Regions from separate parts of the Homo sapiens genome. Here region 1 is linked to region 2. A link is a loop called in an ENCODE intact Hi-C map of the cell type or tissue named here. Cell type or tissue: ascending aorta. All regions are shown on one strand.

Evidence for each region. A loop is a pair of places that touch in the nucleus more often than their neighbours do. Peaks named below come from ENCODE experiments on the same cell type or tissue, not always from the same donor. Only the 100,000 strongest peaks of a DNase experiment are listed, where the experiment ranks them.
Region 1: a loop joins it to region 2, with 5 times the contacts of the local background. A loop is called at or near these places in 5 of 110 quality-filtered maps.

The regions. Positions count from the first base shown.
Region 1 is chrX:109,843,755-109,851,754 of GRCh38, forward strand. No RefSeq gene overlaps it. Among named protein-coding and RNA genes, the nearest start is that of ACSL4, 110 kb to the left of the region's middle. In ascending aorta, no CTCF peak of the experiment used is centred here; DNase peaks (open chromatin) are centred at 926 and 3,737; H3K27ac peaks cover 1,630 bases; H3K27me3 peaks cover 452 bases.
Region 2 is chrX:109,533,121-109,541,120 of GRCh38, forward strand. NXT2 (nuclear transport factor 2 like export factor 2) reads left to right here and starts at 3,724. Exons shown (of 4, transcript NM_001242617.2): 1 at 3,724-3,901; 2 at 4,925-5,011. The coding sequence starts at 3,887. RefSeq lists enhancers at 3,705-3,904, 4,195-4,254 and a silencer at 4,035-4,084. In ascending aorta, no CTCF peak of the experiment used is centred here; DNase peaks (open chromatin) are centred at 3,451, 4,011 and 4,369; H3K4me3 peaks cover 1,683 bases; H3K27ac peaks cover 1,536 bases.

The DNA.
Region 1 (8,000 bases), 310 kb after region 2:
TCTTGTGCACCAGAGGTTCTTAACCTGGGGCTTTGGCGGATCCTTGAGGTTACATGCAGAACTCTGTGGGGGTTTCTTTGTGTTGATGAATGTGTGCACATTTTTCTATAGAGAGAAATTGTTCACCTTTTTGATATTAGCTGGGTTATCATGATACTACTTCTTATTTTTGCCTTTAGCTATAACATATTTTCCGTCAGTGCAATTAAGATATATGTTTCTGGCCAGAATAGTGCCTATAAAAACAATTGAAAAAAAACATAGAAGATGTAAACTTAACACTCTCTAGAATATTAGGCTGATACCTGGATCCTGTGGCTCAGTAAGAATAATTTGTCTCACTGTATGATTCCATATCATATCTAGTTAGGGAAGAAAGAAGATGAACCTACACCTAAAAATCACCTACTATGTGCTGGGCACTATCATTCATCTATTAATTCAACAAGTGTTTATTGAATGTCTACTATGTTTACATACATTATTATGTTTTCTAAGATCCAAACAATCAGTATTATTTCCCACATTTTATGGATGAAGAAATGAACATTCAGAGAGGTTCAGAGTGAGAGTAATTAATTGCCAAAGTTCAAACAGGAAATGTTAGAATGGAGTTTTGAACTTTGGCCTTGCCTGACTCAAAGCATGAGTTACTATCCTTAACTCCATTTTACAAGTAAAAAGACTGAGGCCTGGGGAAGCAAAATAGGTGACGCAAAGTCACAAGTAACAAGGTGGTGGGAAGTACCTTGGGCTGCCCCAGGCTTCTGTTCTCTGGGTAAGACCTTCTGAGGAGCCAGCACTCACAGCCTGTATTTGAGGCTCTTCCAAGCACCCTGGCACTGCTCAGATTGCCTTTTCCAGAGCAGACATGCCTCTATGCACTTGTTTCCAGGGGAACTGAAACTATTAGATTACAGGCTTCTCTGGCTAAAGTGACAAATGGCTCCTCCAACCAGCCAGCTGCCTTACTGAATCTTCCAAGACAGACTTTCCTAACAGAACAAATGCAAAAAAAAAGTCAGCTATTTGTGACATTATTGTTCGACTTCACATTTTGGCCTACCCCCAGGTTGTGACTGAGAAGTCTGACTTTTGGCTACCTATTACTGGTTTGTAATTGATCATTCTCTCCCCTTTAGCTGCCCCGTAGAAACCTTAGTCAGTGTTTAATGTTAGTTTCTTAAATTAGGGCTGCTTTTGGTCTAAGTCATTCCTACTCACACTACATCTATTAAAGGTTATAGGCCTTGAGATCAAAGCTGTAATGAGTAGCATGATGCTCCAAGATTGTTCATGGAAAGAAAACAAGGGCAAATGCTTCAGGCTTTCCCTGAGAATATGTGAAATGTATGTTGCTTCAGAGATCAGACAGAAGTCTTAGCCCCCAACTTCTAGAGGCTAATGATGAAAGACCTGACATGACATCACATACTCTTAGGGTCGGAGTCACATGGCCACACCCACATCCACACTTCTACCGTACCCATGGTAAGAGTGGGAGCACCGATGCTCTTCTGTCCCATACATACAATGGCACTCCTAATCTGCCCAGTGCTAGTTCTCTGTTTGTGCAGTTCCCTGGAGTCTTCTGCTTCAGTTATCCAAACAAAATTTCGGGAGAATGAGAAAATAACTCTTGCTTTTTCACTTCTTAATATGAAATGAAAATGGTGGGAGTTGTTGAACAAGACCTACAGATAGTCTGCCTAGGACCCTTTAGCTCCAGAAGAATAACCTTGGGCCTCAGGAGAGTTCTAAATCACATGGAACGAAAGAGGCAGGGGTTAGACATTTCCTGGGCTGAGGACATCATTGGTACTTTCTGGAGTTTTGGCCAGTTACAATTTCATTACATCACCATAAGAATACCCTACCTACTCTACCATAAACTTTTAGACTCTAAGATTTCTCAGAATCATCACTATATTCACAGAACCGTTGGGTATACTTCGGGCTTCCTTGGAAACCTGAACAATCCAAGTTCATCCCTTGCTAAGATGACAACCTTGAAAAACCCAGATTCATCTACTTCCAGAAGCCTATTGTACCAGAAAGTCACACTTTGGATGTGGTCAGGGCTTTTGCTTTTCCGGTGATTACAAATTCCAACCTTCTCTACCTCAGCCCTCATGGTTATGATCATTGCTCAAAGTAGCTGGTTGACAAATCCATATGCATATCATTTGACCAGGCCCTTGCTTTTAAAATTAAGTGTTTCCAAAACTCATGCGAACTGTGACCTCCAATGTGCCCGTGTCAGGAGGTGGGGCCTAGTGGGAGGTGTTTTGGTCACCAGGGAATATCTTTTATGAATAACTTGGTGGTGTTCTCTTGATAGTGAGTGAGTTTTCACTCCAATAAGACTTCATTAGTTCTCATGGAAATGAATTAGTTCCCAGGAGCATGGGTTGTAATAATGCCAGGACATTCCTTTAGTTTTATCTCTTTGCATGAGTCCACTTCCCCTTTGACTTTCCCTGAGATGGTTTGACCTACCACGCGGCCCTCATCAGAAGCTGAGCAAATGCCGGCACCATGCTTCTTGTACTTTCCAGCCTGCAGAACCTTGAGCTAAATAAACATCTTTTAAAAATAATAATAATAAAAAAAAGGTGTTTGAACAACTTTAAGGAAAGATGAAACCCAAGGTCAGTCTATACTTCTCCAGAGCTATGTTTACTGCAGAGACAGTAGGGGATGTGGTGGGGGTGGGATTAAGATATGATACCTTGAATCTTCTGGAGATTTCTTCAGCATCTCTGAGGGACTTGACTTAGTAGTAACTGGAGTATTGCATTTCATCCTGGCAGCCTCCTGAAGATTTGAATGGCAGGTAAATAGAACCAAGTTCATTGTCTAAACATCATTCTTCAACTCCATACACACTCATTATGTGTCTTCTAGGTACAAGACATTGTCTGCTGAATAAAGGTCTGCAAACATATTTGTTCTCACATTTTTTGGTAGTCTGTCTTCCTTTACTGCTATTTCTCATGATCAGGCTAGAATAGATAAATGGGATAATATCCAGGATGTGCAGGGAAAACCCAGCTCAACTTTCTGCTCAGCATGTGACTCCGAGAACATTCAATGGAACTTACCCAGGCCTCGTGGAAGAGGTGGTACTTGGTCTAGTTTACAGGAAGCTTTTTAGCTGAATCGTACAGTAAGTGAAAAAAGCATTTTTCTCTTGAAAAGCCAAGATTTTCCAAACCCAGATATGTATATGAGAGTACTTTTATCTATGGCTCTAATAACATTATCTTTCACCCATCAAATGCCAGAATAGTGAATTTTTTCCTCAGATAATTGCATATCTAAATGTTAAGTGTATGTAACAACTCTTAAATATGAATCTAACATTGATATGTATTTACCAAAGACCCGGGAGATGTTTCACTAGAAAATATGAACCTTAAAGTTTCAATTCACATCATTTACTCAGTTGGCAAACAGAACTTAGAGTTGAAAGTGAGGAAATCAGGGATTCTGGATATGCCAGAGACCAGAGTGTCTTTTAAGTAGAACATAGTAAGATAGGAAGTTGCCCAGCTTACCTAATCCTACTATTTTGCCAAGACAAGGATCTCCTTGGAAAACTAGGGAAAAGTTCAAATGACATCTGGGTAAGGTTCCTGTAGGAGTTCATTCTTTGCTTTCGTAAGCTCATTGTGCAATTGCATAATTCAGGAGAGGTGGCTGTTGGAGAAATGTCATGGGGCCTTACTAAGTGTGTGTCGGGGGAGTTCTACTTAGTGTACCCAGCCCAAATTCCAGGAAGGAAAGATGCCTTTAGTGAAAGGAATTCCTTTAACATGTAAGCCTAGACTTCAGATTCAGAGAAAAAAATGAGTCATGAAACAGTGTGGACTAGATGCTACTGCAGGGAATCCTGTACGATCACTTTTGCTCTGACTGTGTGAATGTGTTTGTGTGTGTGTGTGTGTGTGTGTGTTTGTCTGTGAGAGAGAGAGAGAGAGAGAGAGACACTCCTTGGTGTGAGGACAGAGGAGCAGAGAGAAAGAGATGTCCTTGAAAGGTGTATTCTGTGTGTATGTATGGAGCACCTCACTTTCCTCCTTACTTTCTCCACTTTTACTTACCCCCATCTTCACCTCTAAGCCTAACCCAGACAATCATTTAGAAAATCCAACCCTGAGTCACTTGGAAAGCAGTCCTTTAAGGGAATCTTTAATGCAATCTGTGGCTCAGACCAATTAGTCCGTTATCCCTGGAAACATGGCTGATTCAGAACACTTTGCTAGGTTTTTTGACTCACATCTTTCAGTTTAGCTCTTGAGCGGATAATAATACTCAAGGCCCAGAGACAGAAGCTCAGGCCCATGGGACTGTCTGGGCACAAAGGTAGTCAAGGGATTGTTCATCTTCTTTATCCATCAGGGTCCAGAAACTAGCCTCCTCTCTATCTGAAACAACTAGCGTCTGTGCCAGGATATTCTTCATTGGTATACCACCCCCAGTGAACTGTGGGCCCCACGTGCATCCCCGCAAAAAGAAGTATGTTTATTTAAATTGAATGTGGTAAATAAGCATGGAGGAGAGACTTGGAGACCAAAGAAGGTGAGGGGCTCTCATGGAGTCTCATAGAGCAAGAATAGGGAGGATTTAAAGGAAGGAGATGGTGCCATATCTAAGCAGCCCGCCTCAACTTAGCCACTCATTTTAATGTATTCATGAGTACATCGATCTTTTTAAACTCCTCTGAGTAAAGGCTCCAGCTTCTTTGTCCTTCCCTGCTCCCCTCCACCCCCTCCATCCACCAACCACCTGGTCTCTGGTCTCCGCTGCTGGGTGGGAACTCTCAGAGTGCAGGGTCAGGGCAATCACCCCATTAGCCATACCCTGGGGACAGTCTGGGTCACTGCCCTTTCAGAAAGATTTGCCTAACAGAAGGGGAGGGGTTGGAGGAAGAGCTAGAGAAAGGCATAGAAAGAGATTAAGGACACAGGAAGGGGAGGGGTTGCCATATGGCATAAAGGAAGCATGATTAAAAAGATTAGCTGCTGTTCAATCAGAGAGACTTGTGTGTGGGGCAGGGGACACGTTAGAAACCTAGAGAATCACAAAGAGCCTCGTGGAGTGAACAATGAATTTCAAAAGAGAAAAAAGAAAGAATGCCTTTTAAGTTTATGAGGTGATTTTAAGCCAAATCAAGGGAAGTCTGATTTTATGCAGTGGAGAGAATCCATTACCATGAGAAACAGCACAAGCTGGCAATATAAGTCACATTCCCAAAAAAGCACAAAAAAAGTACTATTAATAAACCCACAATGGAGTATTAAAGGAATGGTAGCTGACATTCAAGAGGCCAATTCATCCCTTGGAGGCCCTGTGAAAGATAGACTCCTGAGCTGAAGAAGGGGGCTGATCCAGCTTTTTCCATTTTTAGGTTTTTGGGCAATGTAGGGAAGAGCTGCTCTCATTTCCAATACCATTGATCTCTACATGTTCCCCCTAGAGAAGAATCAACCTACTAAAAATGATATTTTCTAGATGTCTTCTAAAGATTTTGCAAATCAGATTTCTACAATCTACCATGTTATAAATAATTTTGAATTTGGAGGCATAAACAACAGTTACACAAATATCCTAGCCCAGGTTGTAAATGTAATTAGACCTAAGGATCAGAATAAAAGTGGAAACCTACGACACACTTCAATTTTGCTAAAGTGAAGGGAAGTATTGAGGCAATTACAGGGTACTTTGGGAAACTCCACGACAATTGAGAGCAAGGCTGACTCGGAAGATGAGCTGCTTTCATAAGGGTCACTTTTAGAAGCACCAAGGCGGTAAGTAGCAAATGGAAAGACAGAAAGAGGGACTTAGTCTCACCTTGTAACAAACCACACACACACACACACACACACACACACACAGGCAATGCCTAGCCTGTGAGAGTGATCAGAGCAGATATTCACTGAAGCTGAATTCTACCTTGTCACAGGTAATCCCAGAAACATGTCAGCCAGTCAAGAATCACCGGATGGCATCCAAATTCAGAATGGCCCCACACAGAGGCAAGATGTTTATGAGGCTCTTTTGGGGTTGACTGCACTACAACAAATTTTAGATGTAACAGAATAATTTAAAAATTTCCCTAGGGACTGCTTTAGAATGGATAGGACATTTTTTAATCACTTGAAGTTGCTGCCAAGGGAGACATTAAAAATGGATGGATCGTTTTGGGTGATTTTAAGGAACTGGCAAAGGACCTGTTGAAAGCATGACTTTACTTTGCTCTTCAGATTCATTGCCAAGGGTAATGACATTACTTTTGCTAGGGGCAAAATCAGTCAGCTTCAGTAATTGTGGCCAGGCAAGCTGCTAGCAGCAATGCCAGAACATTGTTGCTGAAAAAATAGAATTTATATTAAGAATTCCAGGAAGTCAAAAGGTTTCTGGGTAATGTATAAATCATAGAAAAATTTTTTATACTTTTCAGATCAAATGTTGCCTCTCCAGTGATGTAATAAATTCAACAGGCCACGAGGCCTTTGCGTCTTACTTCAAGCTGCTTTGAAGACCTAATTGTCCGTTTAACGATGTAATGCTCTATTTATCAGAAACACCCTCTCTGAAGCCCTTAAGGAATGACTAGGAGGAGGGGACCTCCATCCTTGAATTAGAGCTATTAAAGAGCTGCCTTCTTGTGATCCAGGTACTTTCTCCTTCCAGGAGGGGGTCCTTGCTCTTCATAAATGCCCCCTGGGACTGTTTTTTTTAAGACATGGTCTTGCTCTTTTTGCTCAGGCTGGAGTGCAATGGCACGATCTCTGCTTACTGCAACCTTCACCTCCTGAGTTCAAATGATTCTCCTGCCTCAACCTCTTTAGTAGTTAGGATTACAGGTGCCCACCACCATGCCCGGCTAATTTTTATATTTTTAGTAGAGATGGGGTTTCACCATGTTGGTCAGGCTGGTCTCGAACTCCTGACCTCAGGTGATCCGCCTGCCTCAGCCACCCAAAGTGCTGGGATTTACAGGCATGAGCCGCCAAGCCTGGCCTGCCCCCTGGGACTTTTGAAGTCAGCCTCCTTCCCAGCACCTTGTGTTACCAGGAACTTTATATTCACTAGAAAATGGATTTTTATTAACTTTAGGTCTTCTTGTCTGTCCCTGATGCCATCTTTGTCCCCATTAGCAACATGGATCCTTAAGCTAAAAAAAATTACTACTTTGTACATGTTAGTTGTGCAAAAATAAGCAAACACAAAAAAAGCACAAAGAGGAAAATGTTAAGTAACTATACATTCAACCACTACAAGATTATCTCCATGTACCACTTAATGGTTTTAATTTTTCCAAAATTCCACCTATGCCTTTTCATGCTTTCTTCCCCCTTGGGGTGGCAAGCTCCCCAGAGCCATCTCAATCTGATTCATAATAGTGCAGTAACTTCTGGTTATTAAAACTGGCCCATTCTGGTTCTGAAGACTTTGTTCCTTTTGTTTTGCAACTTTAATCTCTTATTTGATTCAAAGTTCTCCTCCTCCTCACTCCCTCTCTGTGCTTTTTGTCCCACTCCCTTTGTGGTACATGTGTACTTCTAGTGTTGGGGTCAGAGAAAGAAAGAAAACAATTCACCACTGCGAAGGCTATCATTTGCCACCTCCTCTCATCAAATCTGCAATTGGGCTGTCCCTTGCATCTTCTAGCTGCTGGCCTGTCTCTGCATTTCTCTGAAGCTTGTGCCTCTTGACTCCCTGCTGTGTGTATTTTTCTTGGGAGTAGGGTAGGGCTGGAAAACCCATAGCTCCCAATCTCCTCCAGGGCCCTTGTTTCCATACCTCTTGGACACCAGAAATTCAAGGAAAATATTTTTTGCTTCCTATTTACCTGGCAACTCCATCACCCTATTCTAGAGTTCTTGACCCATTTCCAGTGGCTCTAGGCCTAGTCTGCAAAGCAGGATTGGTGATTAAGCACAAGTCTAACCACTGCTGTTCTCTGAGGCCTCTCTCTAGTGGTGCACTGG
Region 2 (8,000 bases):
AATGTAGGATTACATTTATATGAAATGTCCAGAATAGGCAAATACATAGAGACAGGAAGTAGATTGGTGGTTGCTAGGAGCTGGGGTAAAAAGGGAAGTGGGAAAGAGGTTTCTCTTCGAGGTGTTAAAAATGTTTTAAAGTTGTGCAGTGATGCTTGAATAACTGTAAATATACTAAAAACCACTGAATTGGTTTTTAAATTAGTGAATTGTATATGTGAATTATATCTCAATTAAACTTTTTTTTAAAAGCACTATTTGATGTGAACACTATGGTTACCAATTAAGGAGCTCAGAGGAAGGAGTTGACTGCTCAGATCACTTCCCTGGTTGTTCTAGATTAGTTCTTCTCAAGTCTTGAGCAAGGCAAAGATTCAGATGGGGATGTTGGTAATTCCCAACAACATTAATTCCATTAGGTTTACACTTGATCAGAAGATCTGGCTGCACAGCACAGCCTCATTTAATCCTACCTGACACAATTTATTGCTCCTTACAGTCTGTTATCCCAGGGTCACCAGCCATCTCCTAAACTGTGCAGATAGATGCCTCTCAATACCTCATATGTTATCTAATCTGGACCCGCCTCATACTCTCAAATAAGTGGCTGCCTAATTTCCTCTGCCATGGGTAGGAAAATAATGCTCCTCAAGCAGGAACTATATGACAGGCACTGACTCATTTAATTCCTAAAGCAATGCTGTGAAATATGTACTAATATCATTTCCATTTTACAGATCGGGAGTATGAGTCATGGAATGGTAATTTTGCCAAGGTCACAAAACTAGTCAGTAGCATGATTAGGATTTGAGCCCAGACTGGTGCCAACAACAATGTGCTCAATCAAAATGCTATGCTGTGTTCCAAGAAAAGCTCTTTCACACCCTTCCTAGTCATTCTTCCCAAGTTTTATACATTTGCAGTTATCTAGTGAAGAGCAACTCCGTGTCTTATTCACTTTGTTTCCATTTGCATCCCTCCCCCTCCATCCAACATAGTTTTCATATCTTTAAATTCACTGCTCTGACAACCAGAGCCCATCATTGGTTTCTATATTATCAGTTTACCCAGTCTCCTACCTTTGTAGCACAATGTAGCAATTTCCACTTTGTAGCACAAAATTCTGTGCAAAAATTCAGTGCAAAACTGAGCTCCCCTCCACCTCTAACTCAGCTGTCCCTTTCCAGTACTTCAACCCTCCCATATTTTTCAACACTATTTCCCACACCAATAGCCATTCTCATAGCCATTAAAGAGCTCACAACAGTTGGGGTTCAGGGGACATGAAATGAGGGAAGACTTCATAGGGAAGATCGCACCTGTTCTGGTCCCTGAAGGGCAGGTAGAAATGGAGGGAACATTCCAAAATAAGAATATATAAGTAAATGCATGAATAGCCAAGTGTCTAAAAGCAGACTTTGGGATTTGAAAGTTTGGGACTGAAATCCCAGGTCCACTAGCTGTATCATCTTAACCAATTTACTTAACTTCTTTAAACTTAAGTTTAAATTTTTAAAAATCTAGATAATAATGTCTGCCTTTCTGGGGGTTGTGAGGATTGAATGAAATCATATAAAACACAATCTCTCAATCAAGAAAAACAATCACCAATGAAGTAGTAAACATCAGTCATTCTTGGCAAACAGTAGTAGTTAACTTTGCCAGTGTTGGTGAATTTGGGAGAATAGCCTGGGAAAATAAATTCAGATCAGACCAAGGTAGGTATTTAAAGATTATGAGAATTTGGAAGAAAATAGACAATAGAGTTATCAAAGTTTGTGTGGGAGGAGAGAATGAGAGGGGGAATGAGAGGGGGAAAGAGAGAGAAGTGGGGGTGAGAGAGGGAGGAGAGAATGAGATGGGGAAAGTGAGAGAAGTGTGGGGGAGAAAGGGAGGGAGAGAGCCAAGAAGAGCGAGGGAGAAAAACGAAGAGGGTTAGCCGGACGTGGTGGCTGGCGCCTGCAGTCCCAGCTACTCTCCTCGGGAGGCTGAGGCAAGGGAATTACTTGAACCCGGGCGGCGGAGGTTGGCAGCGAGCCAACATCATGCCACTGCACTCCAGCCTGGGCCACAGAGTGAGACTCTGTCTCTAAAAAAAAGAAGAAGAGGAGGAGGAGGAGGAGGAGGGGAGGGGAGGGGAAGAGGGAGAAGGGTTGCTATAGGGAATGGTCAGAACTAAGCAAGTTACTTAGTATTTCTTTGTAACTCAATGTTATGTTTATTGTCTAGCACTCTCATTACACTTTGAGCCTCACAAGGATTCGAAACATGCCTATTTTATTCACCACTCTATATACAGAGCCTTGCACAATCTTTGGCACATAGTGAATACTTGATAAATATTTATTGAATGAATTATGATGAGGAGGAGAGCGGAACCAAAAAAATAAAGATTCCGAGAATTCAAGATAGGTGACTGGGAGAATATAAAAGTTTGGAAGTGCGGAGGAAATAATGAGTTTAAATTTTGGACGTACAAGTTTGAGAAGCCTATAGTGCAGTCACGTTCATGTTTAGCAAAATTATTATGTGTAATTGGAGCTCAGATAAGGGGTGGGGGCTTGGGATAGGTTGTTGAGATTCATTAGCATACGAGTAGCAATTTAGATCACCCTGAAGAAGGGAGGCTTTAAAAGGGGGGATGCACCGGAAGTGACGCCAGTCAGAGGTTAACGGAAAACGGAAGCTGGCTGGCTGAGAAGAAGCTTCCGTTAGTCCTACCTTGAAGAGAAAAGAGCCAGATAAAGAGAAAGATTAAAAGTATGAGAAAATACAGAAGCCACTGGTCTCAGGGAGACAGAGAAGGATACCAAAGAAGAAGTAACTATTATGAGGGGCCACACACCAGCCACTCAAGGTAAAACTACGACATCTAATTAATTTGCCATTTAAATCAGAAGTCATTGGCGGCTTTGGGATGAGAGGTTTTTAAGGGGTGTTGGGGAGCAAAGCCACATTGCCATGACAGTTATATTGCTTGAGTTTGAATCTCAACTAGTTTGTGACCGTAGGCAGATTTTACAGTCTTAGCTGTAAAATGAAGATGATAAAATAATAGCAATTACCTCAGCATTGTTATAATAAGTGAATATATGTAAAACTGATTAGAAAAGCACCTTACATATAGTCAGCACTCGACATTTTAGTTATTGTTAGAATACCTTGCAGAATAAATAGCCCTTAAAAGATGGTGAATAGCACTGTAAACTTAATTTTTGTTGGTGTCCGTGAGACATTTTAAAATGCCAGAATGGAGAAACCAGATGAACTTTTCCTGTTCAATGTGGCTGGGTTAAAATGAAATAGTAATTTTAGGCATACTGCCAAAACGTAGTAATTCAGTGAGGATGATCCTTCCAGAACGTTCCAGAATGCTAAATTGTTCACTAGTCACGCACGCCTTTCCCCAAGCTCTGCCCACTTATCCTATAGGCTACGGAATAGTAGGTCTCCTCGCATTTCTAATTGGTCTTCAGAGGGCTTTGGCTCCGCCTCCTGGGGCAAAAAAGTCCCTGTAATTGAACACTTTCATTTTTGCTTGTCCCCAGGCTTGTCGTTAGAAAAGTAGGGGACTTTCCTGTTGAGTATCATGTTTACAAAAGCAAAGTGGCTTTTAAATTTTAAACTAAGTATCAAACAAGTAGATAAGGTGGATGGGAGGGATCTTCAGGAACTGAAGGGAAGTGGAACTTAAGGTTGGAACATCGGTGTGCTTTTAACGACGGACCGAGCTACTTCCGGGAGAGAATGGGAGGGTGGAAAATTTTGTGCGTTTGGCGGGTTTCGCTCTCTTCATAAGTATTGATCATTCCGCAGCCCTGCGGACCGGACACGTGAGGAGGTAGTGACGCCGACACTGCCAGAACACACTGCTACAAGGTCCCAGATGGCCACGTCTCTGGTGAGTGCCTGGGCCGTGGCAGGACGGCTGGGCGCCGGACTCCAGTGGCTGAGAGGAGGGATTCCGGGGCGGTCTGGCTGCTGCTCACGTGGATAGGTGACGAATCACGTCCCGGCTCTCTGCACTGCGGGGCGGGGCCCACGCTTTGCTGCCCGCCCTGCCGGCCCCACCCCCAGCCTGGTTAGCAGTCGCTTTCTGATCCCGGAAAGGACCCTGAGCTGGGAAATAGCGAGAGGCGGGGATGTTGGGGTTTGTTGTTTATGGCTTGCAGTTTCTTTCTCTCGATTATCTTCCTCTCTAAAAATCACTTTCAGTCACCTGACAAAGAAACTGGCGATTCATTGTTCTTAATTTAGTAATAGACTGGGCCCCGTACATGAATGAGAAGGAAGGTATTCCTTAATTCTCCGGCACGAACGCCAACAGCGTTGCTTTCTTCGGTGTCACAGTTCTTAGGCAAACAGCAGTGAATATTTACGCAATGTGGGAAAGTTTCCTAAGTGGAGCTGCCGGTTTTTCAAGTAGTTGAACTACTTTCGTGTGTGTGTGTGTGTGTGTGTGTGTGTGTTTCCCATTCATCAACTTTGGAGTTTGGCTCTAACACCTCACTTGAAAACAGAAAACAATTTCCTAGCTTATTCAGTGGCAGTTTTTGCCGCTCTCTCTCCTTTTCTAAGGTTCAGGTGGTGTCATTTTCATTGCCGTGAATGTTTGTAAAATATTGAAAGTCTAAAGTGCTTAGTTGCCAAGAAAAGATTATAAATTTATATGTGGAGACTGAAAAAGACTCAGATTCATTGAGAAGATTATGTCCTAAAGACATGCACTTAAAATTAGTGAAAAATTTTAAAATTGCAAACTTCAGAGTCCGGCCTTTAAAATGTCTGAATTTATATGAAAGAATGTGGACTGTATATAGAGCTACATAGTGGTTGAAATAAATCATCAGCTTCTGTCAGTGGTTTTGTGTTTGTGAGGGGTTGAAAAGGTTGGTAATCTATACTTCTGGAATTTTTCTTGTAGGATTTTAAAACTTATGTAGATCAGGCATGTAGAGCTGCTGAGGAGTTTGTCAATATTTACTATGAGACAATGGATAAAAGAAGACGGGTGAGTGTTATAGACTCTACTACTCTTTATAGACTACTACTCTTTATTAAATACCAGGTTGTGTCTGGAGCCAGCGTTTCATCTGACTTGCATAAGTGGTAACTGTGGATTTACTCTTTAAAAGCAAATTGCTCAGGGAAGGATTGGTATGGCATTAGTGGGAACATGGGCTCTGGAATCATATCCCAGGTTTACTTTTACCTAGTTCTTTGACCTGGAGCAAGTTGCCATTTTCCCTTAACCTCATTTTATTTTCAGGTTGGTAAGTATGAATTAATTAAAATACCGCACTTAACATTAGGCCCAGCATATTTTCTTAAATATGTTTCCTTTTCTTAGTTCCATCAATTAACCAATATGGTTAAGGTATTATTAGTGCTAATGAAGGGGTGGGTCATTACGGGGAATATTTCCTGATTCGCCCCTTTTATTTCATATATTTATAGATAATTTCTGATCATGGCTCAAAAGTATAGCTTACACCCACAAAAAGTATGCATGTAGCATGGATAATATTAAGTCCTCAACAGACCGAGATTTCATCAGCTTTTTCATTGCAACTTATCCCTGCACCATATCTTTTACGTAATTATGTCAGTATGTGGTCAAGTGAGTCTTGCCTAGGTCTCTTACCAGCATAGAACTGTGCTTTGGAGAACTACTTCTGTCCTGCAGCTGCAAAAGTTAATACCCTATCTCTAAAAACCTATTTTTTATATAAAACCCATTTATTAAGCATAGGATTTTATATATATATATACTTTAAGTTCTGGGATACATGTGCAGAATGTGCAGGTTTGTTACATAGGTATACACGTGCCAAGGTGGTTTGCTGCACCCATCAACCCGTCATCTACATTAGGTATTTCTCCTAATGCTATCCCTCCTCTAGCCCCCCACCCCCTGACAGGCCCAGGTGTGTGATGTTCCCTTCCCTGTGTCCATGTGTTCTCATTATTCAACTCCTACTTATGAGTGAAAACATAACTGTGTTTGGTTTTCTGTCCCTGTGTTAGTTTGCTGAGAATGATGGTTTCCAACTTCATCCATGTCCCTGCAAAGAACAGGAACTCATCCTTTTTTATGGCTGCATAGTATTCCATGGTGTATATGTGCCACATTTTCTTTATCCAGTCTAACATTGATGGGCATTTGGGTTGGTTCCAAGTCTTTGCTATTGTGAATAGTGCCACAATAAACATATGTGTGCATGTGTCTTTATAGTAGAATCATTTATAATACTTTGGGTATATACCCAGTAATGGGATTGCTGGGTCAAATGGTATTTCTGGTTCTAGTTCCTTGAAAAATGGCCACACTGTCTTCTATAATGGTTGAACTAATTTACATTCCCACCCACAGTGTAAAAGCATTCCTATTTCTCCACATCCTCTCCAGCATCTGTTGTTTCCTGACTTTTTAATGATTGCCATTCTGACTGGCGTGAGATGGTATCTCATTGTGGTTTTGATTTGCACTTCTCTAATGACCAGTGATGATGAGGATTTTTTCATATGTTTGCTGGCCACTTCTTCTTTTGAGAAGTGTCTGTTCATATCCTTTGCCCACTTTTTGATGGGGTTGTTTTTTCTTGTAAATTTGTTTAAGTTCCTGTAGATTTGGAAATTAATAGATTGCAAAAATTTTTTCCCATTCTGTAGGCTGCCTGTTCACTCTGATGATAGTTTCTTTTGCTGTGCAGAAGCTGTTTAGTTTAATTAGATCCCATTTGTCAATTTTGGTTTTTATTGCCATTGCTTTTGGTGTTTTAGTCATGAACTCTTTGCCCATGCCTGTGTCCTGAATGATATTGCCTAGGTTTATGGTTTTGGGTGTTACGTTTAAGTGTTTAATCCATCTTGAGTTAATTTTTGTATAAAGTGTAAGGAAGGGGTCCAGTTTCAGTTTTCTGCATATGACTAGCCAGTTTTCCCAGCACCATTTATTAAATAGGGAATCCTTTCCCCATTGCTTGTTTTTGTCAGGTGAAAACCAATTTTTTAAGGCAAAAGATAAAAGAAGTTTCTTGTACTGATATTTGATGTCAGGGAAAAGGGTTGTGACAATGGATGTTTATTGTGCCTTGCCTTGAATGTGTATTGTACCTTACTGCTTTCAAAAAATAAAGTAGAAAAAAAAAGACAACATTGTTTATTACCAGTGTCAATATATGTGTTGACCTTTTTTTTTATTTTTATTTATTTATTTTTTTTTGAGATGGTGTCTCACTCTGTCACCCAGGTTGGAGTGCAGTGGCGCGATCTTGGCTAACTGCAACCTCTGCCTCCCGGGTTCAAGCGATTCTCCTGCCTCAGCCTCCCAAGTAGCTGGGATTACAGGCAACTGCCACCACGCCCGGCTAATTTTTGTAGTTTTAGTAGAGATGGGGTTTCACCATCTTGACCAGGCTGGTCTTGAACTCCTTACCTCATGATCCACCCGCCTCAGCCTCCCAAAGTGCTGGTATTATAGGCGTGAGCCACCATGCCTGCCTGGCCTTTTAACCCAAGTTACATTATAGAATTAAGCTAATAGTGTGTCTTGTGACCCCAGAGTTTTAACTGTGGAATTTCTGCCTCATTTGGGCCTTAACTTATTTGACTTATCGAAGTCTCTGCTTTAGCAAGTACTCATGATTCTTTTGAACTAAGTACACTAATAGAGTAGTACTATAGCCGAGCATGGTATGACATGCCTGTAACCCCAGCTACTTGGGAGGCTGAGGCAAGAGGATTTCTTGACCCCAAGAGTTTGAGACCAGCCTGAGGCAACAGAGCAGGACCCTGTCTCAATTTTTTTAAAAAACAGAATAATTTTTAAGAAAACATAAACCTCTTCTCTAAAAAGTGGGAGTAGTGAACTAATTCTTTCTAACACATGCAAATATTAAATGTTTCATATATATATATAGCCACTAGCATTAAAGGGTACAGGTAGGGCTTGATCAAAAACTTTGTTAATTCTCATAATTACAAAAGGAAGACACACT